Regions from separate parts of the Homo sapiens genome. Here all the other regions are linked to region 1. The links are chromatin loops, found by intact Hi-C in ENCODE. Cell type or tissue: OCI-LY7. All regions are shown on one strand. Links, peaks and the distances in the headings refer to the core of each region. The heading gives the core; the rest is flanking DNA. Region 1 overlaps SYNE2 (spectrin repeat containing nuclear envelope protein 2). Region 2 overlaps SYNE2 (spectrin repeat containing nuclear envelope protein 2). Region 3 overlaps ESR2 (estrogen receptor 2).

The links. Hi-C counts contacts between places; a loop is a spot of excess contacts. Peaks named below come from ENCODE experiments on the same cell type or tissue, not always from the same donor. Only the 100,000 strongest peaks of a DNase experiment are listed, where the experiment ranks them.
Region 2: it touches region 1 in a loop (3-fold over the local background); 32 of 110 quality-filtered maps call a loop at or near these places.
Region 3: a loop joins it to region 1, with 4 times the contacts of the local background. A loop is called at or near these places in 2 of 110 quality-filtered maps.

Annotation. Positions count from the first base shown.
Region 1 is chr14:63,862,675-63,873,085 of GRCh38, reverse strand. The region is part of intron 1 of SYNE2 (spectrin repeat containing nuclear envelope protein 2); the gene reads right to left. Among named protein-coding and RNA genes, the nearest start is that of SYNE2, 15 kb to the right of the region's middle. RefSeq lists enhancers at 4,882-4,931, 5,052-5,101, 8,655-8,714. In OCI-LY7, for the core only: no CTCF peak of the experiment used is centred there; DNase peaks (open chromatin) are centred at 3,025, 4,355, 4,735 and 5,925; H3K4me3 peaks cover 4,261 bases; H3K27ac peaks cover 4,833 bases.
Region 2 is chr14:63,935,504-63,945,914 of GRCh38, reverse strand. SYNE2 (spectrin repeat containing nuclear envelope protein 2) reads right to left here. Exons shown (of 116, transcript NM_182914.3): 3 at 5,240-5,301; 4 at 4,125-4,220; 5 at 3,953-4,030; 6 at 3,772-3,864. Among named protein-coding and RNA genes, the nearest start is that of SYNE2, 88 kb to the right of the region's middle. In OCI-LY7, for the core only: no CTCF peak of the experiment used is centred there; DNase peaks (open chromatin) are centred at 5,314, 5,764 and 7,234; H3K4me3 peaks cover 804 bases; H3K27ac peaks cover 2,976 bases.
Region 3 is chr14:64,234,051-64,244,461 of GRCh38, reverse strand. It overlaps ESR2 (estrogen receptor 2), which reads left to right. Exons shown (of 9, transcript NM_001437.3): 8 at 9,312-9,492. LOC124903328 (a long non-coding RNA gene) reads right to left here. Exons shown (of 2, transcript XR_007064205.1): 2 at 9,275-9,600. Among named protein-coding and RNA genes, the nearest start is that of ESR2, 55 kb to the left of the region's middle. RefSeq lists enhancers at 8,349-8,618, 9,259-9,318. In OCI-LY7, for the core only: a CTCF peak has its summit at 6,210 (motif pointing right); a DNase peak (open chromatin) is centred at 7,981; H3K4me3 peaks cover 1,628 bases; H3K27ac peaks cover 2,916 bases.

The DNA.
Region 1 (10,411 bases), core at 1,748-6,747:
AGAAAACTACAAAAACAATACACCTACAAATCAAAACGAAAAAGACAAACAACCCAACAGGAAAATAAGCAAAAGACGTGAACAGGTGGGTCCTAGAAGGAGACATAAAAAACTAAATATCAACCAATAAGTGAATGGATAAACTGAGACATACTAATACAATGGAATATTAAACAATGAAAATCAATGAATCAGAGTTACATATATACCAAGACGGATGAATCTCACAGTTGAGAGGAAAGATAGCAACTTGCAGAAGAATGTGCAACATACAGTAAAACTGTAATATTAATTACATATCATCTTTTTTTTTTTTTTTTTTTTGAGGCAGAGTCTCACTCTGTTGCCCAGGCTGGAGTACAGTGGTGTGATCTTAGGCCACTGCAGCCTCTGCCTCCCGGTTTCAAGCGATTCTCCTGCCTCAGATTCCCAAGTAACCGGGATTACAGGCACCCGTCACCACCACCACGTGCGGCTAATTTTTGTATTTTTAGTAGAGATGGGATTTCACCATATTGGCCAGGCTGGTCTCAAACTCCTGACCTCAGGTGATCCACTCGCCTCGGCCTCCCAAAGTGCTGGGATTATAGGTGTGAGCCACCATGCCCAGCCAATTAGACTCTTGTTGGATTTTTCTTGTCTTTTTTTTTTTTGAGATGGTGTCTCGCTTTGTCACCAGGGTGTGGAGTGCAGTGACAAACCATCTTGGCTCACTGCAACCTCCACCTCCCAGGTTCAAGTGATTCTCCTGCCTCAGCCTCCCAAGTGGCTCGGATTACAGGCGTGTGCCACCATGCCTGGCTAATTTTTTTTATTTTTAGTAGAGACAGGGTTTCACCATGTTAGCCAAGATGGTCTCGAACTCCTGACCTCAAGATCCATCCGCCTCAGCCTCCCAAAGTGCTTGGATTACGGGCATGAGCCACCGCACCAAGCTGGATAGAATCTTAAAGTATCTCCCAGGGATCCATGATAGGACTAATATTAGGCTGGTACAACTTGACACGGCCGGGCCCACACACTACCAGCTGTCAAATACTTTGAAAATCAACCTTAACATTCATATGCAACAAAATTGTTAAGCAACACATAAGCATGATAAATACCAAATTCAGTACAGCAGCTTCCTCTGGGGAGGAGGAAGAGGTCACAACCAAATTAGCAATATTTTATTTCTGAACTAGGATGCTAAAGCAGGTATATACTTACTGTATAATCATTTATACCTTTTCATAGGTCCTAAATATTATGTAATTTTTAAACAATATCTATATATAGATATAATTTAAGTTGGCCAGGTGCAGTGGCTCACACCTGTAATCCTAACACTTTGGGAGGCTGAGGCAGGCAGGCAGCTTAAGCTCAGGAGTTTGAGACCAGCCTGGGCAACATGGCGAAACCCCATCTCTACAAAAAACATAAAAGTTAGCTGGGGTTCTCACAGTGAGACCCTGTCTCTGAAAGATTAAAAAAAAAAAAAATGACATCTCTTTTAAAACCACTTTAGATAATGGTTTTCATACTAGAATGTTAAGGAAATACTTGTTCTAGTGGAATTTTTTTAAAAAATTCAAATCTCGCCAGGCACGGTGGCTCATGCCTGTAATCCCAGCACTTTGGGAGGCTGAGGCAGGCGGATCATCTGAGGTTGGGAGTTCGAGACCAGCCTGACCAACATGGAGAAACCCCGTCTCTACTAAAAATACAAAAAAATTAGCCGGGCATGGCAGCCCATGCTTGTAATCCCAGCTACTCAGGAGGCTGAGGCAGGAGAATCGCTTGAACCCAGGAGGCAGAGGTTGCAGTGAGCTGAGATCCAGCCATTGCACTCCAGCCTGGGCAACAAAAGTGAAACTCTGTCTCAAAAAAAAAAAAAAAATTCAAATCTCCCCAAAATTAGTTCCTTTCTGTCCTTCTTGAGTTTGTATTACTCTTTAACTCTGCCTCCAAAGAACCATCCATTTCTGTGCAACCGCATTGATAAATGGAGAGTTCGTACTAAATATTTGATACTTGGTCTTATTTAACCATCAAATCTTAGCATTCTAACTGGTTAAAGACAAAAAAGTAAAATTAAAAATTTAAATTTAAATTTAAAAAAGTAAAATGACAGTAGATGAGAAAAAAACAGCTGGAAAATAAATGAATCTGGGATATCATGAGTCTGCCTGTTTATGCCCCTGGACTAGAGCAGAACCAAAAGGACCTCCATGTGCTGATAGGGTTAAATATGATTTCCTGGGGTGTTGATCTTGAGTAATACTCCGTGTGCATACATTCTAAAGGAACAAGTGAATTTTAGAAATGTCTGTGGTATAGTGTAGTGGTTAAAAGCTTGGGTTCTGAAATCAGTCTGACCCCTGGTTCAAATTCTAGCTTTGCCATATACTAGAGGTGTTATTTTGGGCAAATTACTTAACCTCTCTGAGTAGAGTTTCCTCATCTGTAAAAGTGAAACTAAAATCCCACGTACTTATATTACTGAGATAATACAGGTAACAGAAAGCATAGTACCTATAGAACACATGGTAACAAATGCTAGTTATTACATTCAGTTCAAGGGTGCAGTACACAAGGGGCTAGGTATCAGGTGTTTAGGGGACAGTCAGAAATGAATCATATATGAGCCCTAATTCTTCAGGAACTGGGGGAGATGGCCTTGTAAACAAGTCACTGTAGTATTATCTAGAATGGAAGAAGTGCCAACTGAAGTACAAGCAAGGTGCTGTGGGTGCATAAAGCAAGTGATGCCAACTTTGGGGAAGTTAGGGCTAATTTTGTAAAGCATTTGCCATTTGAGCTGAGGGTGTATTGCCAGGCCTAGAATGATGAGTAGGGCTTTTATGGGTGGAGAGTGGAGGAGAGTAGATTGTGGGCTGAAGAAAAGCACAGGGTTAATGGCAGGGTGTGGTGGGAGAGAAGGCTGGATAGATGATTTGTGGTTATATTTTGGAGGGTTTTTCACACACAAGTGTTCAGACTATATTCTCATGGCCAATGGGGAACCAAAGCAGGTGTTTGGTGTGAGCTGTGTTTCGCAATAATGTTTTGAAAGATGTATTAGAGAGGCAGGAGTCCAATTACAAGGATGTTTCAGAAATTCAGGTGAGTGATGAAGACATTTGGAGAACAGAGTCAGAGGGGATTAAAAGGAGATAGAAGACAGACAATTCGAAACTAGGTGCCAAAGACAATGTTCATGCTATTACTTGAGAGAGAGAAAATACAGGAGGAGAAGGTATGGGATAAATTGGATATTCCAGCAATGGGGTGGGCTAATGGGTCTTGTGAACTCAAAGATTAGTGCGAGATCTATCCGGCAGTTGGAAATTCAGTTCTGAAAGAAGGAAGCTAACATTTTATTGTGTACCCACTGTGTCTCAGGTTTTATGCTAAGCACCTTTGCAAATTATTTATTGGGAGCAGTTTTTTTTTTTTTTTTTTTTTTTGAGACAAAGTTTCGCTCTTGTTGCCCAGGCTCAAGTGCAGTGGCGCGATCTCAGCTCACTGCAACCTCTGCCCCCTTCCCCCACCACCTCCGTTTCAAGCGATTCTCCTGCCTCAGCCTCCCGAGTAGCTGGGATTACAGGTGCCCGCCACCACGCCCGGCTAATTTTTGTATTTTTAGTAGAGATGGGGTTTCACCATGTTGACCAGGCTGGTCTCAAACTCCTGACTTCAGGAGATCCACCTCGGCCTCCCAAAGTGCTGGGATTACAGACATGAGCCACCATGCCTGGCTGGAAATAGTATTTTTAAGATGAAAAAGTAGGGGCTCAGAAGAGACGTGATATTTAAACATCAACTTTAATTTTAAAGCACTTCTCATTTTTATCTTTTCTCTTTAAGCTCAGAAGAATGGATAAATGAGTGAGTACCAGAGGCAGCGAGCAGGCTGCTCTCTGGGACACTTTTCATCAGTTTCCACCTCAGGGTTTCACTATGAGGAGGGAATAGCTCTTTAACTGTGTGGTTCTCCTTGTTACCTGAAGAGTGTCAAGGGAGTTTCATTCTCCATTTTATTTCTCAAGTTCTAATATTCCTTTCCCTTCGGAGCTGCTTGAAGGTTAATGTCCTTTAAGATTTTTCTCTCTTGCTTCTGATGAAATGGAAACATTTGTTTTGGAGTGGGTAAAAACTTAATAAGTCTTGTTTTAGTTCAATTGGAGAGGCCAAAGGGGCAGAGAGAATGTTGCTCTTTTCCTTAATGGTGTCCCCTTTATTAGATAATGAAATGTGTAATCCTTATGCCAAGCTCATGGATGCAGATAAAAATTAAGTCTGATCAGACTTTGAATGCCTTTTAAGGAATTTTTGTTATTACAAAAACCCCAGCACACACACATACACACACACGCACACATGCACACATAGGCAAAAGCCCTTCCCCATATTACTTTCATTTTCCATTCTTGCAGTCTCTCTTCCTAGAGATAATTGCTATGGACAATTTTATGTTTATCTTATTTAAATGTTTCTGACACCTGGGACCTTGGGAATAATTAGGCAAAGTAGCTAGAATTTGACCTTTTTCCTTTTCACCTAGGTATTTGATATCAGGGTTTATTACTAAGATTTCATCAATATGGGTTCTTCCTTTTTTTTTTTTTTAAGGCAGGGTCTCACTCTGCTGTCCAGGCTCGAGTGCAGTGGCATGATCTCGGCTCACTGTACCTTCTGCCTCCTGAGCTGAAACAATCCTCTCACATCAGCTTCCTTAGCAGCTGGGACTACAGGTGTGCACCACCACGCCTGGCTAATTTTTGTGTTTTCTGTACAGATGGGGTTTTGCCATGTTACTCAGGCTTGGGTTCTTATTTTTGACTGTGGTTTTGAAAGCCCCATAAATATAAAATATAACTTACTTTAAATGCTGTTAGGTCACCTTTCAAATCACCAACATACCTAGGGTTATAATTTAAAGACCTTGTGCATCTCATTTGTTGCTAAACCAGTTCTGTTAGTTAATTTATTACACAAGTTTGCCAGTTAACTGCAACAGTGGGCAAAAAGCTTCTTTTTCTTTTTTTTCTTTTTTTAGACAGTCTTACTCTGTAGTCCATGCTAGAGTGCAGTGGCATGATTATAGCTTACTGCAGCCTCAAACTCCTGGGCTCGAGCGATCTTCCCACCTTAGTCTCCCAACACAGGTTCATGCCACCACGTCTAGCTAATTAAAGCAATTTTTTTTCAAGAGTTGGGGTCTTGCTATATTGTCCAGGTGGGTTTTGAACTCCCAGATTTAAGTGATCCTCCTGCCACAACCTCCCAAAGGGCTGGGATTATAGGCATGAACCACCTTGGCTGGCTGGCTGGCTGGCTGGCTTGCTTTCTTTCTCTCTCTTTCTTTCATTCTTTCATTCTTTTTATTCTTTTTATTCTTTTTTTGAGACAGAGTCTCGCTCTGTCATCCAGGCTGGAGTGCAGTGGTGTGACCTCGGCTTACTGCAACCTTCACCTCCTGGGTTCAAGCGATTCTCCTGCCTCAGCCTCCTCAGTAGCTGGGACTACAGGTATGTGCCACCACACCTGGCTAATTTTTGTATTTTTAGTAGAGACAAGGTTTAGCCTTGTTGGCCGGGCTGGTGTCGAATTCCTGACCTCAGGTGATCCAGCTGCCTCGGCCTCCCAAAGTGCTGGGATTACAGGCGTGAGCCACCACACCTGGCCCTTTCTCTCTCTCTCTCTTTTTTTTTTTTTTTTTAAGAGGAGGAAGGGCACAGAAGAACTGAGAATAGAAATTAACATAGGCCAATTTTAGTTTGGTAACTATATTAATCTGTTAACTACTTCATATGTTGAATGCTCATATAAATGTGCTGTGCTAAGTTTCTGTACAGAATCATGGGGTAAATGAGTAGACTGGATATATCTTGTCCATTAAGAGTTCTCTCATGGTACTGTTTAAGGACATGGGCTTTGGAGCCCAACAGACTTGTGTTCAAGCCAGTCTTGCCAGTAACTTGCTGTATGGTTTGGACAAGTTATTTAACCTCTCTGTTTCCTTAAATGAGGTAGATGGTTTCTGTGTTATAGGCTTATAACATAGGATCAAAGAGATGGTGCATGTAAAGTGTCTGGCACCAATTGAGTACTAAATAAATATTAACAATTTTTTCTTTTTTTGTTGGAGAGAGGGTCTCGCTCTATTGCCAAGGCTGAAGTGTAGTGGCACAATCTCCATCTTCTGGGCTCAAGCAATTCTCCCATCTCAGTCTCCTGAGGAGCTGGAACTACAGTTGTGTGCCACCACACCTGGCTAATTTTTAAATTTTTTGTAGAGACGGGATCTCACTATGTTGCCTAGGTTGGTCTTGAATTCCTGGGCTCGAGTGATTCTCCTGCCTTGGCCTCCAAGTGCTGGGATTTCAACATGAGCTACCACGCCCAGCCAGTGATTCTTATTGCTGTTTTATCATTATTTTCAAATACAGAACTTACAATTTTGATCATGTATGTTAGAGAATTTACCTGTTCTCACTTTTAAGCTATAACAAAGTAGGTGTCACTGATATTTCACTTTTTTTGCACTGTAGGTTGTCCAAAGGAATATAGAAATACTGAGATAAGCTTTTTAAAAAAAAGAATAGAGATGGGGTCTAGCTGTGTTGCTGAGGCTGGTCTTGAACTCCTGGGCTCAAGCGATTTTCCCACCTTTGCCTTCCAGAGTGGTGGGATTACAGGTGTGAGCAACTATGCCTGGCCAAAATAAGTGTTTTAAAACAGATGCAAATCTTAGTACCTCTCTTAGTTGGCCAGCTTTTTAAGTAAATTGAAAGAGTTCACCCAAAGAATACCACAGAGATTTTCTTTTGTTTTAGTAGTCTGACATCTCAAGTTCCTTTGGTGTTTCGAGTTTTGTTTCTACTCAGGAAAATGTTGTGGAATGCATAAGACATTTTTAAAGCAGTGTTCTAATTGTTCACCAGCGGAGAGGAAACAACTTAAGTGGTGTTTCTTGTTGGTTGAGAACATATTATATGTATTTTGGGGGCTGAGGACATATCAGGGATATTTCTACAGGGAAGGATTTGAGATAAGGAAAAAAATATTTCTTAGAAATCTCAAAACTATAGTCTGAAATTCCATGAAAAGAAAATTGAAGAATTTTGTAATCCAAGTCATTGGAGATAAAGGGTCAGAAGGAACATTTTTGTTGTTGGAAGTGTTATCTTCCAAGAAGATCCATAAATCCTTTTTTAATGAGCTAGAAGATATGCTAAAGAAAAAGGAATCTCAGAAGTAGATGGAAACAGGTTTTTTGTTTTTGATTTGTAAAAACAAGGTCTTGCTTGGTTGCCCAGCCTGGTGTTCTTTTTTTTAAAGGCCAGATAAATTTCTTTTTTCTTTTCTTTTTTTTTGGGGGGGGGGTGGGTACAGAGTTTTGCTCTTGTTGCCCAGGCTGGAGTGCAGTGGCGTGATCTCGGCTCACTGCAACTTCCACCTCCTGGGTTCACGTGATTCTCCTGAGGTCAGGAGTTCAAGACCAGCCTGCTCAACATGGTGAAACCCCATCTCTACTAAAAATACAAAATCTACTCTCCTCCACTTGGGAGTAGCCTCCAGCTACTTGGGAGGCTAAGGCAGGAGAATCACTCTCCTCCACTCTCCACCCATAAAAGCCCTACTCATCATTCTAGGCCTGGCAATACACCCTCAGCTCAAATGGCAAATGCTTTACAAAATTAGCCCTAACTTCCCCAAAGTTGGCATCACTTGCTTTATGCACCCACAGCACCTTGCTTGTACTTCAGTTGGCACTTCTTCCATTCTAGATAATACTACAGTGACTTGTTTACAAGGCCATCTCCCCCAGTTCCTGAAGAATTAGGGCTCATATATGATTCATTTCTGACTGTCCCCTAAACACCTGATACCTAGCCCCTTGTGTACTGCACCCTTGAACTGAATGTAATAACTAGCATTTGTTACCATGTGTTCTATAGGTACTATGCTTTCTGTTACCTGTATTATCTCAGTAATATAAGTACGTGGGATTTTAGTTTCACTTTTACAGATGAGGAAACTCTACTCAGAGAGGTTAAGTAATTTGCCCAAAATAACACCTCTAGTATATGGCAAAGCTAGAATTTGAACCAGGGGTCAGACTGATTTCAGAACCCAAGCTTTTAACCACTACACTATACCACAGACATTTCTAAAATTCACTTGTTCCTATAGAATGTATGCACACGGAGTATTACTCAAGATCAACACCCCAGGAAATCATATTTAACCCTATCAGCACATGGAGGTCCTTTTGGTTCTGCTCTAGTCCAGGGGCATAAACAGGCAGACTCATGATATCCCAGATTCATTTATTTTTCTCCTTTTTTACCCCCACTCCCAGTCCTCACTACCCCTGAAAAACAAATTAGAAAAGAAATGATTTGGAAGGTAGAGATAAAAAAAGAATTCAATCTTTCACTCCTTGTAAGACACATAATAGTAACAGTAAGTGTATAAGATTTAGCAGCCATATATAACCTAAAAGAATCTGTTGGATCACTTCAAAACATGCTCACCCTGCTCAAACCTGAAATCAACAGCAGTTGCTAAGAAAACACATGACCGACTGCAAGACAACATGATGACTCACCCAAGGAACAAGCTTACCTTCCAGTTCTCAGAAACCATCACCAACAGAGAGTCTTTGTAACCAAATCATCAATCTGTGGTTACAAACATTCAGAAGTTTCTTTTCATCCAGCTCACAAGGGAATATAATCAGTACTGGATTAAACACTTTTATAAAATTAATTATTATCCAGCAGAGGGGAAACTTTCTGCAAAGAAAAATGTACAAAGACTACAAAGGTAACTTATTTTCTTTTAAACAAAGACGTATTAACAGAGGAAAGATTCTTACTCAACATCATCAAATGAGTGACTACAAAGGATATTCTAACAAGAGCAAGCTTAGTAACCTATTTTCTTTGCCATTACACAAGTGCAAATAATAAAACACATCTTGGCCAGGCGCCGTGGCTCACACCTGTAATCCCAGCACTTTGGGAGGCTGAGGCGGGTGGATCACCTGAGGTCAGGAGTTCGAGACCAGCCTGGCTAACCCCGTTTCTACGAAAAATACAAAAAATTAGTCAAGCGTGGTGCCGTGCGCCTGTAATCCCAGCTATTCAGGAGGCTGAGGCAGAATTGCTTGAACCCGGGAGGTGGAGGTTGCAGTGAGCCAAGATCACACCACTGCACTCCAGCGCTGGCAACAAGGGCGAAACTCCATCTCGAAAAAATAATGATAATAAAGATAAAAAAATAAAACATATCTTTAACTCTTTAATAAACAGAATTCTAATAAACAGAATTCATGATAATCATTCCTTTTTTTCTTTCTGAATCACTATCTCAAATTTTTGAACTAAAAGCTCTAATATGCATTATTCTATCAACAATCCCATCATACACTGGCTATAACTCACCATTATACTATAGTAACAGCTTATATGCATTTGAGTTGTGGGGGGTTTTTATTTGTTTTGGAGGCATGGGAGACAGTCTTGAACAGCTTATTTATGTTGTTGAAATGTACAATTAAGATAAAAATATCTTCTGAGTAATATTTTAAAATGAAAATTAGCTAACTCCTATGTTATGACCCATTAATTCATGTATCACACAGAAGCGGCTAAAGATGAAAATCTCAGTCATAAGTGATACAATCAGCTTTTCCTCAGGATACTACAACTTGTCCTCCAAAGCCAAAGTAGGAGAAAACAGGTGGTATGTCTGTAAATCAATTCTGTCCCCTCTCCAAACATGAACTATCCCATAACCTGATCTCCTACTAAATGTGTCATCTCGAACCTTGAAAAAAAGACACCATGGAGCACATTGACTAAGACGAACGGATTTTTAAAATGTATTATGCATCCCCACATGCTGAATACCTTTTCTTTCCAAATGAGGCAACATAACTGCTGAAATGAGTACTGAGAATTCTTAATTTACATATATTAAAAATCTGCCCCAAGGCCAGGCACGGTGGCTCAGGCCCATAATCCCAGCATTTTCGGAGGCTGAGGCGGGCAGGTCACTTGAGGCCAAGAGTTTGAGATCAGCCTGGCCAACATGGTGAAATTCCACCTCTACTAAAAATACAAAAATTAGCCAGGTGTGGTGGTGCATGCCTATAGCTCCAGCTACTCAGGAGGCTGAGGCAGTAGAATCACTTGAACCCAGGAGGCAGAGGCTGCAGTGAGCCAAGATCACGCCACTGCACTCCAGCCTGGCAACAGAGTGAGACTCTGTCTCCAAAAAAACAAAACAAAACAAAAAAAAAACAAAACTGCCCCAAAACCTTCTAATAAAAACTGCCCCAAAACCTAATATCTACCTTCCTAAAAACCTGCCTTTCAAATTAAAATTTCCCCTTCAAGTGCAACAATTCAATTTT
Region 2 (10,411 bases), core at 3,062-8,061, 72 kb before region 1:
GGATTTATACAAGGTATATACAAGAACGTTCTGAGCAGCTTTACTCATAGCAGCTAAAAACTGGCAACAGCTTGACCAGCCTGGCCAACACTGTGAAACCCCATCTCTAGTAAAAATACAGAATTAGCTGGGCATAGTGACACACACCTGTAATTCCAGCTACTCAGGAGGCTGAGGTCGGAGAATCACTTGAACCCAGGAGGCAGAGGTTACAGTGAGCCAAGATCGTGCCCCACTGCACTCCAGCCTGGGCGACAGAGCGAGACTCTGTCTCAAAAAAACAAAACAGAACAAAATAAAAAACAAACAAATAAAAAAACTGGCAGCAAAAGAAATGTGCACCAACAATACAATGGTAAATATGTTACGGTATATTCATACAATTGGATATTCATGCAGAGCAATGAACAAGAAAGACTTACTGATACTTGCTACAATAAGGTAAATCTCACAGACATGATATAAAATGAAATAAGTCAAACACGAAAGAGTACATAGTGTACATAAGAGAAGACATTTATAATTCCATTTGTATGGTGTTAAAGACTCTACACTTATCCACAGAGCTCAAAGCGGTGCTCACCTTTAGGAAAGGAGGGCAGTGATTGGGAGAAGGACCTGGGGCACTTAGGGATGCTGGCAAAGTTCTATATTTTTATCTGGCAGGGTGATTATATGGGTGTGTTTCATTTATAAATATTCATCAAACTCTATACTTAAGACCTGTTCATTTTTATCTGTGTGTATTACATATACATCAACAAAAGTTTACTTAAAATTTTTTAATTAAAAAAAAAAAAAAAAAAAAAAGGCCAGGTGTGGTGGCTCATGCCTATAAACCCAATATTTTGGGAGGCCGAGGTGCGTGGATTTGAGGTCAGGAGTTCAAGGCTAGCCTGGCCAACATGGTGAAACTCAGTCTCTACTAAAACTACAAAAATTAGCCAGGCATGGTGGTGGGCACCTGTAATCCCAGCTACTCAGGGGGCTGAGGCATGAGAATCACTTGAATTCAGGAGCCAAAATCACGCCACTGCACTCCAGCCTCAGCAATACAGAAGTTTCAAAAAAAAAAAAAAAAAAAAAAAAAGCTTTAAGCCCAGCACGGTGGCTCACGCCTGTAATCCCAGCACTTTGGGAGGCCAAGGCAGGAAGATCATGAGGTCAGGAGTTCGAGACCAGCCTGGCCAATATGGTGAAACCCCATCTCTTCTAAAAATACAAAAATTAGGCAGATGTGGTGGTGCACACCTGTAGTCCCAGCTACTTGGGAGGCTAAGGCAGAATCAGTTGCACCCAGGAGGTGGAGGTTGCAGTGAGCCAAGATCCTGCCACTGCACTCCAGCCTGGGCAACAGAGCGAGACTCTGTCTCAAAAAAAAAAAAAAAAAAAAAAAAGAAAGGCTTTAAGTTTGCAAACCCTATGGCACAATGCCACTTCTAAGAATTTGACCTGTGGAAATAATTAAGATTGTATCGCAAAGGTTTTACCTTAAGGGCATTCTTATCTGAAATTACCTATAATTACAAATGATCATGAGCTTTCTGACTATCCATTAGTGAAATATAGTACTTTACAACAAACATCATGCCTCCATTTATTTATTTATATATATATATATATATATATATATATAAAAATTCAGAAAGCTGTTCATCAGAGCATGCTGAAAACAGTATGGATAACATGACCCCCATTTTGTTAAAATATATACATATGAACATACATTAATTATTGATGTAAATATCATAAAGACTATACACTAAATTATTTATAGCAGTTATAGTGAGTGGTAGATTACAGATAATTTTATTATCTATATTAAAATTTTTAATTATATTTCAAATACCAGAAAACTATAGGAAAAAATAATAAATGACCATGAACTATCAAATTTTAACATTTTACCATATTTGGTTTAGATTTTCTTAAAGAAATAAAACACAGGCCAGGCGTGCTGGCTCACACCTGTAATCCCAGCACTTTTGGAGGCTGAGGCAGGTGGATCACAAGGTCAGGAGTTCAATACCAGCCTGAGCAACATGGAAAAACCCTGTCTCTACTAAAAATACAAAAATTAGCTGGGCGTGGTGGCGCGCACCTGTAATCCCAGCTACTCAGGAGGCTGAGGCAGGAGAACCTCTTGAACCCAGGAGGCGGAGGTTGCAGTGAGCCGAGATCGTGCCACTGCACTCCAGCCTGGGCGACAGAGCAAGACTCTGTCTCAAAAAAAAAATAATAATAATAAGTAATAAAAAAATAAAAATAAATAAAACACAGATACAATTTAAGCCTCTTTCTCTCTCCAATCCCATTTTATCCTTTCCCAGAAAAAAAACACACAACTTAAATTTAGTTTTCATAATCTCATGCATATTATTCCATTGTAATTACAAATGCACGTATCCAGAAATAATATATAGTCTGTCTCTGCATGTTTTAAATTTTATATGTTAGTTATGCTATTTTTCTAGTTTTTCTAAAATAAATATTTTTCCTAAGTTATTTTTAAAATAATTATGGAGATACAGAAAATGCAACATTTTAGGTAGTGCAGAAACCCTGCACTATGTCAGAATTCCAGGCCTGAAAAAACATATCAATCATATGTTTTATAAAGTCAGAACTATAACCATCACTAAATCTTGATGTCCTCGCATAAGAGCTAGCATACAGTAAGTGTTCAAAAATATCTGTGAAACGAAATGCATCCACAACTCAGTCTTGGGATAGAACTGGATGTTGTGGGATTATTCACAGTCAGATAGGACAGGAGTCCCCCAAAATGGGGAGGCTTTACAAACTTTAGTGGTTAGATTTCAAGCATTTACTCCAGAAGCTTCCTACCCTCTCCCCTGCCATAGTAAACAATAAGAAGCAAACATTTACCATGGCAGGTTCTGTTCAGACTGGTGCTGATATTATGGATAATGCAGGATATCATGATAATTCAGCATTCAACTTTCAATTGAAAAATAGCAACAGGACAGGCACGGTGGCTCATGCCTGTAATCCCTGCACTTTGGGAGGTCGAGGCAGGCAGATCACCTGAGGTCAGGAATGTGAGACCACCCTGGCCAACATGATGAAACCCCATCTCTACAAAATATACAAAAATTAGGCCGGGCATGGTGGCTCACACCTGTAATCTCAGCACTTTGGGAGGCAGAGGTGGACGGATCACCTGAGGTCAGGAGTTCAAGTCCAGCCTGACCAACATGGAGAAACCTCATCTCTACTAAAAATACAAAATTGGCTGGGCGTGATGGTGCATGTCTGTAATCCCAGCTACTCGGGAGGCTGAGGCAGAAGAATCACTCGAACCTGGGAGGTGGAAGTTGCAGTGAGCCAAGACTGCACCACTGCACTCCAGCCTGGGCAACGAGAGCAAAACTCCACCTCAAAAAAAAGAAAAAAAAAATACGAAAATTAGCCAGGCATGGTGGCGCGCATCTGTAGTCCCAACCACTCAGGAGGCTGAGACAGAAGAATCACTTGAACTCAGGAAGTGGAGGTTACTGTGAGTTAAGACTGCGCCACGGCACTCCAGCCTGGCCGACAGAGCGAGACTCCATCTCAAAAAGAAGAGAAAAAAACCAATAACAGAAATGGCAAAAAGTCTGCTATTATTTTCTACCTCTTCAAGATTTTCAGAGGTCCTATTTATAGGAGAAGCTCAGGACTGAATCTAGTCCACTCACACTTATTGCATTACATTTATTTTATACTGTGGTAGGGTAGAAATAATTTTTATATCATCAAACTACTTACATGAAAGTGCAGGATAATTGTCCAAATTAGGCCAAGGATAATGGATGGGTTTCCATCAATGATATCAGTAACATGAATATTTATTAGCTTAATCTGGAAAACAAAAAGTGCAGGTTAAAAGGAGGAAATATCCCAGAGCATTAATCTCTCCTGTGAATTTTTAAGAAAAATTTATACTTACTGATCGGTTTCTTAGGAATGTCAAGGCATGTTCTATATTGATTCTACACTGGAAGGTATTAGATCCTTTATCCCGAGGCTGTGAAATTCAAGCAAATATATTACTCAGAAAAAATGAAATACATATTTTTTAAGTCAACAGAAAGTTTCTCAGTGTCATTTAAAAATCTTACCAACTGTTGCCCAGAAAGTACTTCTAGCAGATCCAGGAGGACATGCCCCTTTTTAATGTCTGTGAATAGGTCGGATATAACTGAGGGAGAAGTGTGCTGCAGAAGGTCACAAGAAAAATAATCATTCAAACTTTGGTCCAAAAAGAATACCTTTAAGAATCTCATAAATGTGCTTTGTGAAAAACTAAAATTCAGTAATGACTTTCTTCTTAATTAAGAGAATGAGAGAGAACATGCAAAGATTCATATCAAAACGTAAGAAAAGTAGCGAATTTAATTTATCTTATGGCTAATTTCCTGTAACACAACACCCTTTCTGCGTGGAGCTTTCACTGAGAGCTTAAAACCTGTGCACACAAGTGGCATTAAAGACTTTTAGAATCAGTCGCTAGTGACCCATCTGGAAAGCAGATTACATTTCTGGAGTAACCTGCTTATGTATTTACCCTTTCTTAGAATTACAAGCATCGTGTTGAAATGGACAGAGAAAAAAACAGTGTGTGGTCTGTGAGAAGAGGCTCATTCATTGTGTATCTAGGTTACTCTAGACACTCAGCATCAGTGTGGTAGGATGGCACAGTGATTATGATCAAGGCCACTGAGTCCAGACTGTCTGGGTTCATATCCCAGCACTATCACTTTTAAGCTGTGTGACCACATGCAAGTCACAAAACTTCTCTGTACTGAAGTTTCCTTGACCTTTAAAAAGGTATATTACTATCTATTTCATAGGGATGTCGTGAAATTATTTGTCAGGAGTTGTCATAATCATTACACTTAAAGAGTTTAGGACAGTTTCTAATATATAACATTTATTATATGCAAATCAGTATTACTATTACTTCACTTGATGAAAGAGATGTGATTAAATATTTTTATAGCACTGTCCCATATCCTCAACAAAAGTCCCTTTTTTTCTGTGTGAGAAAGAGTAACAAATACATCAAAACAAGATCAAGACAACTTTTAGCACATTCTTTCAAGAAAAGACATTCCACAACCTTTTCCCTGTCATCACCAGTACCATTTTTTAATGGCCTCCTTGGGGTCAAAACAGAAGGAGTAGGGGGAGTAATAAATAGATTTATAAACTAATTTGGTCTTCATTTGCTTACCCTGGCCAACTGTGAGTTTATCCAGCACGTGAAGGCTTTCTTCTGGGTGTCTTCCTGTTCAGCTATCAAAGAAAGAACAACAGCAGTTATAAAACCAGAAGCCTCAGAAACCTCCTGCACATATCAGAGCTTCAAAGGTCTGTCACGCTAGGTGTGTGCCTGTTTCACAAGCTTACAAACTTTCCAGGATTTAGTCTAAACTGTAGATGTTTGTCCAAGTAGTGTTTTAGAAAAACCATGTTGATACGATATTTTTTTAAAACCATGGGTTTGTTGACGAGACAATGGTTTTTAATATTTTTTACTGATAAAAGAATTAGGACCACGGTGCTGTGGTTCACACCTGTAATCCCAGCACTTGGGAGGCCGAGGTAAGCAGATCGTGTGAGCTCAGGAGTTTGAGACCAGCCTGGACAACATACAGAAATCCCATCTTTACAAAAAATACAAAAATTAGCTAGGCATGGTGGCATGAACCTGTGAGGGGGGAAGATGGCTTGAGCCCAGGAAGTCAAGGCTGCAGTGAGTCGTGATCATGCCCCTGCACTGCAGCCTGGTCAACACGGCAAGACTCTGTTTCATGAAAGAAAAAAAAAAAAAAAAAATGAACTGAGACCCTATACCACCTTGACAGTACTGTACAAAGAACTGTGAGCAGCAACAGGAGTTCCTAACCTAGACTTTAAGTTTAAGCCCAAACCGTTTAGTAAAGATGACCCCAGAACATAAGAAGATGTTTTAAATGGCACATGAAATCATTAAGGTTTAGTCTTAACATTTATCATGGAGAATATATCGCCACTGAATTAACTGTAAATGGGCTGTAATTAGTCAGAGAGAACTGTGTTCAAATCCTGTTTCTGTTATGGGGTAGCTGTGTGACCTTGAGCAGTGTCCTTGTTTAATAAAAAAGTAATACGCATTTGTCTCTAGAGATTATTATAAGAATCTAATGATTCACTTAAAGTGATTAGCATAGACTCTGGCACATAAGAAGTGTTGGCTATTACTCTTATTAAACAGGTAGGGGTCGGATGTGGTGGTTCACGCCTGTAATCTCAGCACTTTGGGAGGCTGAGGCCGGTGGATCACCTGAGGTCAAGAGTTCAAGACCAGCCTGGACAACATGGGGAAACCCCATTTCTACTAAAAATGTGAAAATTAGCCAGGCGTGGTGGCACACGCCTGTAGTCCCAGCTACTTGGGAGGCTGAGGCCGGAGAATCATTTGAACCGAGGAGGCGGAGGTTGCAGTGAGCTGAGATTGTGACACTGCACTCCAGCCTGGGTGACAATGCGAGACTTCGTCTCAAAAAAAAAAAAAAAAAAGAAAAAAAAAATCCAGGTAGGAGTCAAGGGGAAGACCTGAACCCTCAGAGTACAGCCCTTCTTGCCCCTCTGAGCAGGAGTGGGCCCCACACTGACACCATGCCTCCCTTAGCCCTCTACCCCCTGATTTTCAGCAGACATTCTCAACACCAGGGTTAAGGGTTAGCCCTGCACTCAACAACTGAGCTTCCATCTCCCCACATCTCCTCACCTGGATGGGCAGAGATAAGCACAGGCCCAGACACCCATGGCACCCTGTGCCCAATGCTTACGGCCTTGCCACCATCAACCTCCAGTTCACCAGGCCTCATCTCACTATACCCTTTATCCTTGCTTATATCAGCCAGTGCATGCACACATGCAGACACTCACATGCACACATGCAAGCGCACACATGCACACACGCACACACACGCACATGCACTCTAGACTCTCAGGTCTCTCTCATTTCTTTCTAATTCCTGTTAAGACTCTGCATATCCCCCCAACTTTTCTCATCTCCCACCTCTCCTTAAGTCCTAAAGTGCTTCCACGGATGATGAAACCCGTGGTGTGCCATCAGCAAAATCCCCTCCATGCCCAATACCCTCTCTGGTGTTGAGGCTTTCCCTTCCTGCTTTCATGGAAACCTGGCTCTCCTCTGAGAATACCACTTCCCCTGCAGCCCTCTCAAGTGGCAGCTTTGCTTTCTCTTGCAGCCCTCGTACCACTATTTCCTCCCTCCTCATGGCCACCTCCAGTTCATCCTCTACCCTCTTTGTCCCTGAAATCCCCTAGCTTTGAATCTCACGTCATTAGACTATCCTTGCTATCACAATTGTTACCTACCTCTATCATTTCCCACCCTTTCTGCTCCTTCTCCACTGTCACTCTGTCCAATAGTCTAATTCTTAGTACTTTCTAATTTACTTATTTATAGACAAGGTCTCACTCTGTTGCTCAAGCTGGAGTGCAGGGGTGTGATCATGACTCACTGCAGCCTTGACCTCCCAGGCTCCCAAGTAGCTGGGACTACAGGCGTGTACTGCCATGTCCAGCTAATTTTTTAAATTTTTTGTAGAGATGGGTGTCACCACGTTACCCAGGCTGGTCTCAAACTCCTAGGCTCAAGCAATCCTCCCAACTCACCTCCCAAAGTGCTGGGATTACAGGCGTGAGCCATCACACCTGGCCTTATTCTTGGCAATTTCAATATACACAGCAATGAACTTTCCAATGTCCTGGCCCCTCAGTTTCTCGAATTCCTCCTCTCCAATACACTTGTCTTCTGCCCTGCGTCAATCACCTTGCTGTCGTGGTCATACTCCAGACTTTGTCATTACTAATAACAACTCCTCCATGATCTCAAGTTCATGCATCTCCATTCAGTTCACTCACTCTAGTGCCCCAACTCCAGCAATCATTTCAGTTCATCAACAACTCCAAGCCATTGACTCTGCCAGTTTTTCAGTGTCCCTCACCCCCAGGATATCCTACCTTTCATTCTTATCCATTTTAAGTTCCATGATCAATTATTACCAACACTCCTTGCATTTCACCTATTTTGTTCTATTTGCTTTGACACTTCATGACTACTCTGTGCACTTCATCCTACAAACAGGTTGCTGAATGTGGCTGGAGAAACCCACTCAACAGTGCTCACTGGTCTCACCAGCAGCCCCAGTGGGCCCTAAAAGCTGCCCAGTAATCTCACACTATATGGCCCTCTCCCTGTCCCCAGATGGCAACTTAACCCCTTTTCTTCTTCCACAAACATCCAATACCTCCTCCCTCATCATTAAACTCAGCTGAAACCTTGCTTCCCACCCACTCATCTAACAACCTGCAAAAGTGCTCTGCTTCCAACCTATCAGCACAGATGAACTAGCCTTGCTCAGAACTAAAGCCAATCCTTTCACTTGTACACTATATCCCATCCCTGTGCTCCAACGCAAGAACATTCTGTTCCTACCTCTTCCGTATCATCGTCTTCCCCCACTCTCTTAAACAATTCCCATGAGTATACAGCCATACTGTTAATTCTCCCATCCAAAAACAAACCTCTTGACGCCAGTTCCCAACCAGCCATCGCTTCATTTGTCTGCTCCTTTGCGGCAAAATGCCTCAAATAGTTTGTGTTTACTGTCTCCAGGTCTTCTCCTCCCTCACTCTTAACTGAACCCATACCGATTAGGTCCCTGCCATTCGACTGAAACAGCTTCTCATCATGGTCACTTGAATCAAGGTCCTCGATGACACACTCTCATGAAAACCAATGGTCTATTCTCAACCTTCATCCTGCTGGACCCATCAGCAGCATCTGATATAGATGATCATTCTCCTCTCCTGCTTCCAGGAACCAGACTCCTGATTTTCCTCCTTCATCAAGGTTGCCTCCTCCCTTTCTCTCACGTTTCATATCTAATGCCTCCAGATATCCTGTTAGGTCCACCCTCACAATATATTCAGGATATGACCACTTCTCACCACCTCCATCACCACCACCCTGGCCCAAGTCACCATCACCTCCACCTGGGTTACTGCGACAGATTCCTAACAGATCTTCCCTCCAGCTTTGCCCCAAAATACTATGCTCAGCACAGCAGGCAGTGATGTTGCTAAAATGTTCACTCAGATCAGGAAACTCCTTTGCTCAAAACCCTGCAAGGGCTCCTCCCTTCACTCCTCATGATGGCTACAAGCCCCAGCACCATCTGCCCTTCCCTGCTTCCCACCTGCTGCTTCTGCTCCAACCACTCTGGCCTCCTGTATTCCTCAAACTCCCCAGGCCCATTCCCACCTTAGGCTTTGGCACCAGCTGTTCTTTCTTCTAGGAATGTTCTTTCTACTGTTATCCACAGGTGAATTCCCTCACCTCCTTCAAATCCTGGCTCAGACAACACCTCATCTAAGAGGTCTACCCTGACTGTCCGATCTAAAATTGTAACACCCCCAACTCCCGATCCCTCTTGTCCTGCTCTATTCTCTTTCCCTAGGGTACTTATCTCTTTTAACACTCCAGATAAATTACTTATGCAGTAAGTTTATTGTTAATGTCTCACTCTCCTCTCAACAGAATTTACGCACCACAACACAGGCAAAGATGCTTTGTCTGTGCTATGTCCCAAGTGCCTAGAAAAGCTTGGCCCAGTGTAGGCCCTAAATAAATATTTTCTGAAATAATAAGAATATTTTGGGCTGGGCACGGTGGCTCACGCCTGTAATCCCAGCACTTTGGGAGGCCAAGGTGGGCGGATCACAAGGTCAGAAGTTCGAGACCAGCGTGGCCAACATGGTGAAACCCCATCTCTATTAAAAATACAAAAATTAGCCAGGCATGGTGGTGGGCACCTGTAATCCCAGCTACTCAGGAGGCTGAAGCAGGAGAATCGCTTGAATGTGGCAGGGAGAGGTTGCAGTGAGCCAAGATTGTGCCACTGCACTCCAGCCCGGGTGACAGAGCGAGACTCCGTCTCAATAATAATAATAATAATGTTTTGTTTTCTTTTTTTAATTTAGTAGAGATGAGGTCTGACTACGTTGCCCAGGCTGGTCTTGAACTCCTGGACTGAAGTGATCTTCCCACGTTGGCCTCCCGAAGCGCTGGAATTACAAGTGTGAGCCACCACACTCAACCTAATAATAATGTTTTTAATTATCACTGTGGTTGTTATATTTTACTATATTGAAGCAAATCTACCTTTATGAGTTCACAGTCCTTTCTCTTAAGGTTGTCTGTTCTACCTTCTACTACATTGTTTTCCTTGGACTTTTCTCTACCTTATTAATCTCTATCTAATAGTCATAGTGAATTGAAATTGTTGGTATTTGGCCTGCAATATGTGCAAAAGTATGACATCTAATT
Region 3 (10,411 bases), core at 3,152-8,151, 370 kb before region 1:
AACATTGGCTAAGGGCAGATCTTCCTTACTTAGTCCACTGTTCTTTCTTTTTTTTTTTTTTTGAGATGAAGTCTTGCTTTGTTACTCAGGCTGGAGTGCAGTGGTGCCATCTTGGCTCACTGCAACCTCCACCTTCTGGGTTCAAGCGATTCTCCTGCCTCAGCTTCCAGAGTAGCTGAGATTACAGGCATCTGCCACCACGCCTGGCTAATTTTTTGTATTTTTAGTAGAGATGGGGTTTCACCACATTAGACAGGCTGGTCTCGAACTCCTGACCTCAAGTGATCCACCCACTTTGGCCTCCGAAAGTGCAGGGATTACAGGTGTGAGCCACTGTGCCTGGCCTTAGTCCACTGACTCTAATGCCAGTCTCTTCCTGGAACACTCTCACAGACATACCCAGAAATAATGCTTTATCTGCTATCTGGGTATCCCTTTATCCAGTCAAGTTGACACCTAAGACTAACCATCACAAAGGGTAACCCAAATAGACACCAGTGGTCTCCCTTGGTAGCAAGGCAGCTAGGACTTGGAGGGGAGAGTACTGAGTGGGAAAGAGCTGCACAAAGAATTTTGGAGATCTATGGAGAGTCCTCTTCAAGTCTTCAGCTGAGTGCTAATCTGCCCATGCTTATGAGGATACCAAGGACAGGGAAAGAACCATCAGAAAGGAGCGGGCGAAACAATCCCTAGAGTTCACACAGGGCCAGGAACAGTTCACATTCTCACCAGCCAGTGGGAAAAACCTTGCAGTTCACTGGGTATTGGGCACTTCTCAGCCTTCCTATAGTATTCAGAAGGGTATTGCCTCAGTAGTGGGCCTAGACTAAAAGCCATTATGATCCTACCAAACAAAAAAGCAAGCCTGGAGGATCAAACAATTGCTAAGTGATTTAACTGCATCCCAGCACAAAGCTCAAGAGTAGAGACACATCCCATTTCATTACATGTTGCTTTATTGTGCATCACAGATACTGCATGTTTTTACAAATCGAAGGTTTGTGGCAATGCTGCATTGAACAAGTCTGTTAGTACCATTTTTTCCAACAGCATGTGCTCACTTTATGTCTGTGTCAAATTTTGATAACACTTTGCAATATTTCTAACTTTTTCATTATATCTATTACAGTGATCTGTAATCAGTGATTTTTGATGTTACTATTGTAATTGTTTTGGGGTGCCACAAACTATGCCCATATAAGCTGGCAAACTTAACCTATAAATTTGTGTGTTCTGACTGCTCCACCAACTGGTGGCCCCACCACCATCTGGAATTCTGGGAGAATTCTACCATGCATTTGAGGAAGGAATAATACCAAGTGATATGGTTTGGCTCTGTGTCCCCACCCAAATCTCATCTTGTAGTGCCCATAATTCCCACATGTTGTGGGAGGGACCTGGTGGGAGATGATTGAATCATGGGAGCAGGTCTTTACTGTGCTGTTCTCATGATAGTGAATAAATCTCACGAGATTTGATGGTTATATAAAAATGGGAGTTTCCCTGCACAAGCCCTCTTCTCTTGTCTGCCGCCACATGAGATGTGCCTTTCACCTTCTGCCATGATTGTGAGGCTTCCCCAGCCATGTGGAACTGTAAGTCCAATAAACCTTTCTTTTGTATATTGCCCAGTCTTGGGTATGTCTATCAGCAGTGTGAAAATGGACTAATACACCAAGTTTACACATACTCTTACAGAAAATTGAACAGCATGGAATGTTTTCCAATTCATTCTGTGAGGCCAGCATTACTCTGATAGAACACTCAGACTAACACACTAGAAGAAAAGAAGACAACAGACCAATTTCCCTCATGCATGTATAAGCAAAAGTTCTCTAAATTTTTTTTTTTTTGGTAACTAGAATCCAAAACTGTATTAAAAGAATAGCACATCATGAACAAGCAGAATTTTTGGGAATACAAGGTTTCTTTAACATTTGAAAATCAATCAAAATTCATATTAACAGAATAATAATGAAAAACCATATGATTTTATATATATATATATATTTTTTTTGTTTGTTTGTTTGTTTTGTTTTTTTTGTTTTTTTTTTTTGAGACAGTCTCACTCTCCGCCCAGGCTGGAGTGCATTGGTGCTATCTCAGGGCTCACCGCAACCTCTGCCTGCTGGGTTCAATCAATTCTGTCTCAACCTCCTGAGTAGCTGGGATTATAGGTGCCTGCCACCATGCCTAGCTAATTTTTGTGTTTTTAGTAGAGATGAGGTTTCACCATGTTGGCCAGGATGGTCTCAAACTGCTGACCTCAGGTGATCCACCCGCCTTGGCCTCCCAAAGTGCTAGGATTACAGGTGTGAGCCACTGCACCTAGCCATGATTATCTTAATAGATGCACACAGCATTTGACAAAATCCAACATCCACTCCTGCTAAAAACACTGTACAAACAAGGAATAGAAGGAAACTTCCTCAATCCATTAAAGGGCACCTATGAAAATCCTACATTTAATATTATACTTAATCACAATCAGGAACAAGGCAAGTATGTCCACTGTCCTTAATTCTATTCAACATTTTACTGTAAGTTCTACCCAGTGCATTAAGGCAAGAAAAGAGGTAAAAGGCATCAATATTGGAAAGGTAGAAGTGAAAGTCTTTATTTAAAAACATGAGAATCTATGTAGAAAGTCCTAAGGAGTCTAAAAAATGTGAATTTAGCAAGTTTGTAAGGTGTAAGGGCAATATATATAAATCAATTGTATTTCTGTGTGGCACCAGTGAGCAATTGGAAATTGAAATGAAAAACCACTACCATTTACAATAGCATCAAACATTGTGAAACCTTGGGAATAAACTTGCAAAAGACATGAAACCTGCACACTAAACACTGCAAAATATAGCTGAAGGAAATTAAAGAAATCCTGAATAAATGGAGAGAGATGTTAATGGATCATAAGATTCAGTATTGTTTTCAATCTATAGATTCAAACTGATAAAAATCCCAGGAGGCTTTTTGGTAGAAATTGATAAGCTGATTCTTAAAATCATGTGAAAATGCAATGGACATAGAATAGTCAAAACAACTTTGAAAAAGAACAAACTGGGAGGACTTACACTACCTGATTTAGAAGATAATGTGGTATTGATGTCAACAGAAACAAATAGATCAATGGAACAGAGAGTCCAGAAATAATCTATACAACTACAGATGTTCCTCAATTTATGATGGGGTGATTTCCCAAAAAACCCATCTTAAGTTGAAAATATTGCTAGTCAAAAATATACTTAACACACCTAACCTACTGAACATCATAGCTTAGCCTAGCCTATCTTTTTTTTTTTTTTTTTTTTTTTTTGAGACGGAGTCTCGCTCTGTGGCCCAGGCGGGAGTGCAGTGGCGCAATCTCGGCTCACTGCAAGCTCCGCCTCCAGGGTTCACGCCATTCTCCTGCCTCAGCCTCCCCAGTAGCTGGGACTACAGGCGCCCACCATCACGCCCGGCTAATTTTTTTTGTATTTTTAGTAGAGACGGGGTTTCACCGTGTTAGCCAGGATGGTCTCGATCTCCTGATCTCGTGATCCGCCCGCCTCGGCCTCCCAAAGTGCTGGGATTACAAGCGTGAGCCACCGCGCCCGGCCAGCCTAGCCTATCTTAAATGTGTTCAGAATACTTACATTACCCTGCAGTTGGGCAAAATCATCTAATATAAAGCCTATTTTATAATACAGTAATGAACATTTCATGTAATTTATGGAATACTGAAAGTTACTGTACTGAAAAACGAAAAAACACAATGGTTGTATGTGTACTGGAAGTACAGTTTCTACTGAATGCAAAAACTTGCAGCTGAGTGTGTTCATTATCTTGGTTGTGGTGATGGCTCCACCATGTATATGTATGTCAAAGTACATCAAATCGTACACGCAAAATATGTGCAGGTTATTGCATGTCAGGTATACCTGGATGAATCTGTAAACAATGTAATGAAAGCAAAACAAAAAGATTAAGAGAGCAAAGTTTGTAGGCTAAATGGAAAAGAAATACCACCAAGCGGGGAACCAAATCACAGGGTGGAGGCCCTGGAGGATAAGGGTCAGGAGAGGAGAAATGGGGGTAGGTCTCTTAAGTCAAAAGGCTGCGAACTTCTCTATTCCATGTTAGGATAGCAGAGTTTCCAAGCGCTGCATTTGGTTGCTGCTAGATGGCCTTGCCAGGCTAGATAAGCATTGGGCTGTCTGACGATGGTCTCCTGCATAGTTTGGTCTCCTGTTTTCCTGTGTATGTGACATGCTTAAGTTAGGATTATGTCACTCAATCACATCTGCAGTGGTACAGCACGCTAGCTGGCCAGGTCGCGGTTTGTCAGTAGTCATGTTTTAAAAGCTGCCCATTTCTGGGTTATGCATATCTACTAATAATGGCTATAATATGGAATGGAAATTAACTGTGTCATCCAGCTAAATTTCAGCTCAGTTTCTGGTATGTATATTAATGACTTCTAAATACTAAGGATGTCAAAATGATTTAGATATAATGCTTTTGGTCTAGAATGGGATATATACTCAAATAGTTAATCAAAGGTCTGATCCATGGTGGGCTTAAGTGGAGAGGCACATATTTCTCTCTTGGGGAGGCAAGGGAAAGGACCACAACATTCTAACTCTCTCAGCCAATCCTCTTCCACTATGCATATATAGGTTGTGTGGTACTTGGAATTCCTGTATCATACTTAGCCTTTGATATGGCTCTTGAGAGTAAGAGACAACAGAAAAATGTTGCATTTAACAACCTGTTACAATGCTTGTTAGAGTGTTTTTATAAACTCTAAGGTGTTATGCAAGTGTCATAGTTAATAAAATAGCCTACCCAACACCCAACAGACAGACTGGCCATCTTGCCACCCAAATCCTCCCTTGGATAGAATTAGAGGGGGTATGGAATTTAGGAATTAGAGTGTAATTAATTACATTGATTATCCATAGTCTTTAAAATATTTTAAATTAGAAACAAGTCTATTTAAACAGTTTTAAGATTTACAAAGGATGAAACTTTTCATTAAATGAAAGAAATAGAGGGGTTAAGCCAGGAAATCCTATTTTACATTAAGAAAATTATTAAGAGACACTGGCTTAAACCCTAGTTCCCTCTGAGTTTATAGGGAGAGTTCCCATGGAGTGGGTGGGTGGAGAAGACAAAGACATAGATGGATGCTGATGAGGAAAGATGCGGGGGTCCTTTTCTGTTGACCAAGAACACTGGGGCAAAGCACAGTTGAACAGCAGCCTGCAGCCTCACACCATGGCACCTTTTGAGTCCCATCTGCCCTCATGTGCTGGGGGCAGGAGGTGGTGACAGAGGGCGTGGGTCATGGCCAGAGGTTCCTTTCCTCAAAGCAAACAAGCAAACGCCACATACGGCTCCCCAAAGCCAGGACTTCTTCCCTTTGGTCAGTATTCTGGGACTTCTATTAGCACATTAGATTTTTCTCATTTATTTGCCTTCAGTCAAGGAAAGCTTATGTTTTCATCCTTTGAACAAATCAGACGTGGCAAATCTTGAAGGAGAGGTGGCTGTCCCCCACCACTGTGCTGCTCAGAATGTCACCAGGTGGGCTGGTGAGAGGAGCACACAGCTGTTCCCAGCTGATAAAGGGGAGAGAAGATTGTGTCCTTGATTTTATTTCACTTTCTTTGGTATGTGTGAGGCATGGTGCCAAGATCTTGGTTTTTTTTGTTTTTTTTTTTTAAACTATACTTCTTCCGTTTCATCAAAAGTAATTTAATTTTGTTTTACAGTGAATCCTAACTGATGTTTTTACTTTTGGGGGATGGAGAGGGTGCTATATTTTTGTGGTTTTCTGTGCCTGACTGGGCAGAGCTTTGGATCTTGTCCCTTGCCCCATGCTGCCCAGGGCCTGCCACTTAGCAAGTACTCTGTAGATATGTATTTGATGAGCAAGGGCCTGAGCATGGATGTCTGAGGTGCAGGCACGCACTGCTGACTGGAGAGCCAGGCAGCAGCATGGGTATTCTTCAGCACAGTTCTTTTCTGGGAGGGTATTTCTTTTCTATGTGATCAATGAGAACAGGAGTCTCCAGGATAATTTTATGTAAGTCAGTCTTTTTGTATATACACTGCCCCCCTACCCCACCATATGTAAAATGGATTTCGCATATGCCTTTCCACAACTGCAGTGCCTCACCTCCCCAAACCGCTGTGGCTGATGGACTCTGGGCCCCAGGTGGAGCTGTGCTGCCCCTACAGCCTGCAGAAGGCCCAGGGTCTGGCCTTGGCAATGACTGTGGTTCGTGAAGTGGGTAACACAATGACACATACGTGTTCTCTGAGGGGAAACTTCGTTGCACACAGCCCAGGGAATTTATGTTATTGTAACTTTGGTTCTGAGGCGTTCTTTTATTATTATTATTACTATTATTTTTAGTAACAGCTTTATTGTGATATAATTCATTTACCATATAATTTATCCATATTAAGTATACAGTTCAATGTTTTTAGTTTATTCACGGTATGTGGTGCAACCATCACCACCATCAATTTTAGAACATTTTCATCACCTGAAAAGAAACCCCATGCTTCTTAGCCATCATTTCCCACTCCCTATCCCACCCACAGCCCTAGGCAACCACTAATTTGCTTTTCTGACTCTATGGATTTGCCTATTCTAGACATTTTATTATAAATGGAATCATACAACATGTGGTCCTTTGTGTCTGGCTTATTTTGCTTAGCCTGATGTTTTCAAGGTTCATCTGTATCAGTACCTCATTCCTTTTCGTAGCTGAATACTATTCCACTGTATGGATAGACCACATTTTGTTGAGCCATTCGTCAGTTAGTGGACATTCCACTTTTAGGCTGAGTTATGCTGCTATGAACATTTGTTTATAATCTGAGGATTTGTTTTTATATTTTCAATCTTTGTCACTTTGAACTGAGACATGTACAGGCACACAATTTTGGCTCCTTTTGGAATTCCCAGACATAGTATTGCTTGATGGCAGCGGAAGTCCATGGAGCACATGTCATGCAGCTGAACACACTACGGGGTAGTTAAAAGGAAGTACTTGTTTATGCAGATGGGGTTAATTTTAGGGAAAGTAAGCTTGAAATAATTTTCTCTGTACTTTTGATAATTTTCTGTGTGTACCTAAAACATACATTAGCATGCATATTTACCATTTCAAATATGATGTGTGTTTGGCTAAAAAAAATAAGGGTCTGGCCGGGCACAGTGGCTCACGCTTGTAATCCCAGCACTTTGGGAGGCTGAGGCAGGCGGATTGCGAGGTCAGGAGTTTGAGACCAGCCTGGCCAGCATGGTGAAACACTGTCTCTACTGAAAATACAAAAAATTTGCTGGGCATGGTGGCGCATGCCTGTAATCCCAGCTACTAAGGAGGCTGAGGCAGGAGAATTGCTTGAAACCGGGAGGCGGAGGTTGCAGTGAGCTGAGATTGTACCACTGCACTCCAGGCTGGGTGACAGAGTGAGACTCTGTCTCAAGAAAAGAAAAAAAAAAAAAGGTCTGTGCCCTCAAAGCACTCATGTCCAGTCTTGCTGAGGGCAGAAGGGTGGCTGTGGGGTGTGTGTGGGGACAAGGCAGACATCCAGCATGTGGGGCAACATGGTGTCTCTGCTGAGGATGAACAGGGCACTGTCAGAGTATCAGGGGACACCTCAGACCAGACTTAGGGTGGGATGGTAGGGAGGTTGGGGGAAGCTTCCAGAAGGAATTTCTGACCAGGTTGGAATCTACAGGAGGAATGGGTATAAATGAGCAAAAGAATCAGGGTAGAGAAAGAGGAAGGAGAGAGTTTCCAAGCAGCAAGTTGAGCATGTTCGGAGCACCACACATTCAGGGAGTTGAGAGGGGGACTCAAGGCGAGGTGTGGTGGGAACTGCAGATGAGAGAAGCGGGGAGGGCCCTGGTACCTCTGATAGCTGCACCAGGTGGTTTGGACTCTATCCTATGAGCTGGGAAGTCATTAAACGGAGCCCCATGAGCAGATCTGCTTTTTGGCCTCTCAGAAGGGGACACACGGGGCCAAGGGTGGGGTCTTGTTTCCCCTGCGGTGGGAGGGCAAGTCATCTCTGGGGCGACAGTGGGAGGTTTGAGGCTGTGGGGGGATTCTGGAAGAACCAATGTGGAGAACAAAGTGAGCACAGGGATTGGAGAAGCAGCTTCAGGGCTATTGAAAAGATGAATATTTTAAATTCGTATCATCAGACATTATGGAGGTCCCTAGGGATGTGGCAAAGCACTACACTTACGTAATTGTGCTTCAGAATGTCCCTTGCCTTACCTGAGTTAAACTTAGTTGAATTGAGCTGCCTTAATTGAACTGAAAGTGCCAATAAAAATAGAGAACAAAAACTGCCAAAACAAATTCTGTGGTTGCTGGAGCACCAGCCATCATCAGTCTCATGACAGCCAAGACTCAGCAGCTCCCTGGTTGATTTCACATATTTATTCTTGCTTTGAAATGGAAAGCCTGGAAGAGAAGCTAATTATTAAAGGGAATCAAGGAGTCAGGCAGGGGTCGGGGGGAGGAGATTTATCTGAGCTGTTACTTTGCTGCCATTGGGATGCCACAGTATCTCAATCCTAGAGTTGGAGGGGAGTTAAACACAGGGCAGGGCAGGATGGGGGAGGCAGCCTACCCAGGACGTGGCTGTGGGGACCTAAGCAGATGTGTTCCTGCATGCGTTGCTCAGTGAGGAACTGAGGCTCAGAGAGCTCCAGATGGTGGCTAGAAAGTAGGTCTGTCTGACTCCAAATCAGTGGTCTTCCTGCCCCAGCCAGGTGCCACTCAAGCGAGATGCAGAGGTGGTAGCAGGGGCCCTGCCATGGCTGGCTGCGGCACGTGGTACACACAAGGAGGTGGCAGAGGAGGCTTCATCACATTGGCCATTCCTTTGTTTATTAAACTCCCTTTAGATGGGGAGCCCTCCGTGGGGCTAAAAGTAGAATTAATCTCACTTTCTGACCATCTCTGTATCTGTTGCTGCAGATGAGAAACACCACGTAATGATTTCGGGAGACTAGATATACTCGCCACGGCAAGGCCACAATTATGGGCCTGGTGGACACTTCAGGTGGCAATTTAGTCTGTCTGCATTAGGCCAGGCTTCTCTTCTAGCTCTGTGACGGGGCTGGCTCTCAGGGAAGATCCCCTGGGGGAGGTAAGACCATGCTTATAAGCTCCTGCCACACATGCAGCTGTCAAAGCAACCCAGATCACCTCGGAGCAGGCGCACGGAACAGCTGAGCACACGACTTCTGCTCCTTTGCTCAGAGCAATGACTTCTGGCTTTTATTCTTTGTCCAGGTATGTACCCTCTGGTCACAGCGACCCAGGATGCTGACAGCAGCCGGAAGCTGGCTCACTTGCTGAACGCCGTGACCGATGCTTTGGTTTGGGTGATTGCCAAGAGCGGCATCTCCTCCCAGCAGCAATCCATGCGCCTGGCTAACCTCCTGATGCTCCTGTCCCACGTCAGGCATGCGAGGTACGCGCCCTAAGGAGCTGCTCTGCTTGGGCTTGGGATGGGATTATGTGCTCCACGGAGGGTGAAGTGATTTGGGAAAAGTGTCTGCAAGTTAAGGAAAATGAATGCCTGAAAGGGAATGGGGAATTTGTCAGTTCACACACCTGTAAGCAAAGATGGGCACAGAGTGGGCATGGAAGGAATGTCATGTGGTATCTTACAGGCTCTGCATGGCAGCCAGTGGTGGCTCATGGGTTTTTCAATTGCTGGGGTTTATAGCCTGTTTATGGAGTCCTAAAAGGGGCAGTTCCTCCCCTAACACGAACTGCCACCCCTGTTTACACCACCCAGGGCTGAGGCCCTGAGGCCACTTTTTGTGGAGAGGCTAAGACCCGCTCCCCTAGATGGCCCCTCGAGCTGGTGATGCGAAGAAGTGCACAAATGCTTCCCTAAGAGTTGTTCTTTCGGTGGCATCAGGAAATTAAGGATAAGACTTAAGAGAAGTGGTGGACCCAGCAGATTTAGGAAGGCAGGGCTGTAGGTAGGGCATGTTTCTGATCAGGAAACGTAATTGTGTGTGCTGATGAAGAGGGTGTGCAGTGGTGGCTACTGTTGGTACAATGATGCTCAGTGCTTGGTGTCACCCACGATGAGGGTAGCCTTGCCCTGGAGCTGGAGGAGGGGAGGGGAGGGTGGAAGGTAATTAACTGGTCACTGAGGAGGCAAGTCTAGAGGCTGTGGAGAAGGACAATATACACCTCGAGAATCTTAAGTGAGATGAAGACCTCTGCCTTTCCCCTTTAATGATTGCTCAGCACATAGCCATTTGCAGAACAGATCCTGTGTTTGTAGATTCCTTCATTGTGAATTTATCTGCTTGCTAAAATTTATTTGTAACCCCAAAATCAATATTTGTGGTGTTTTTGAGGTCATGAACAGA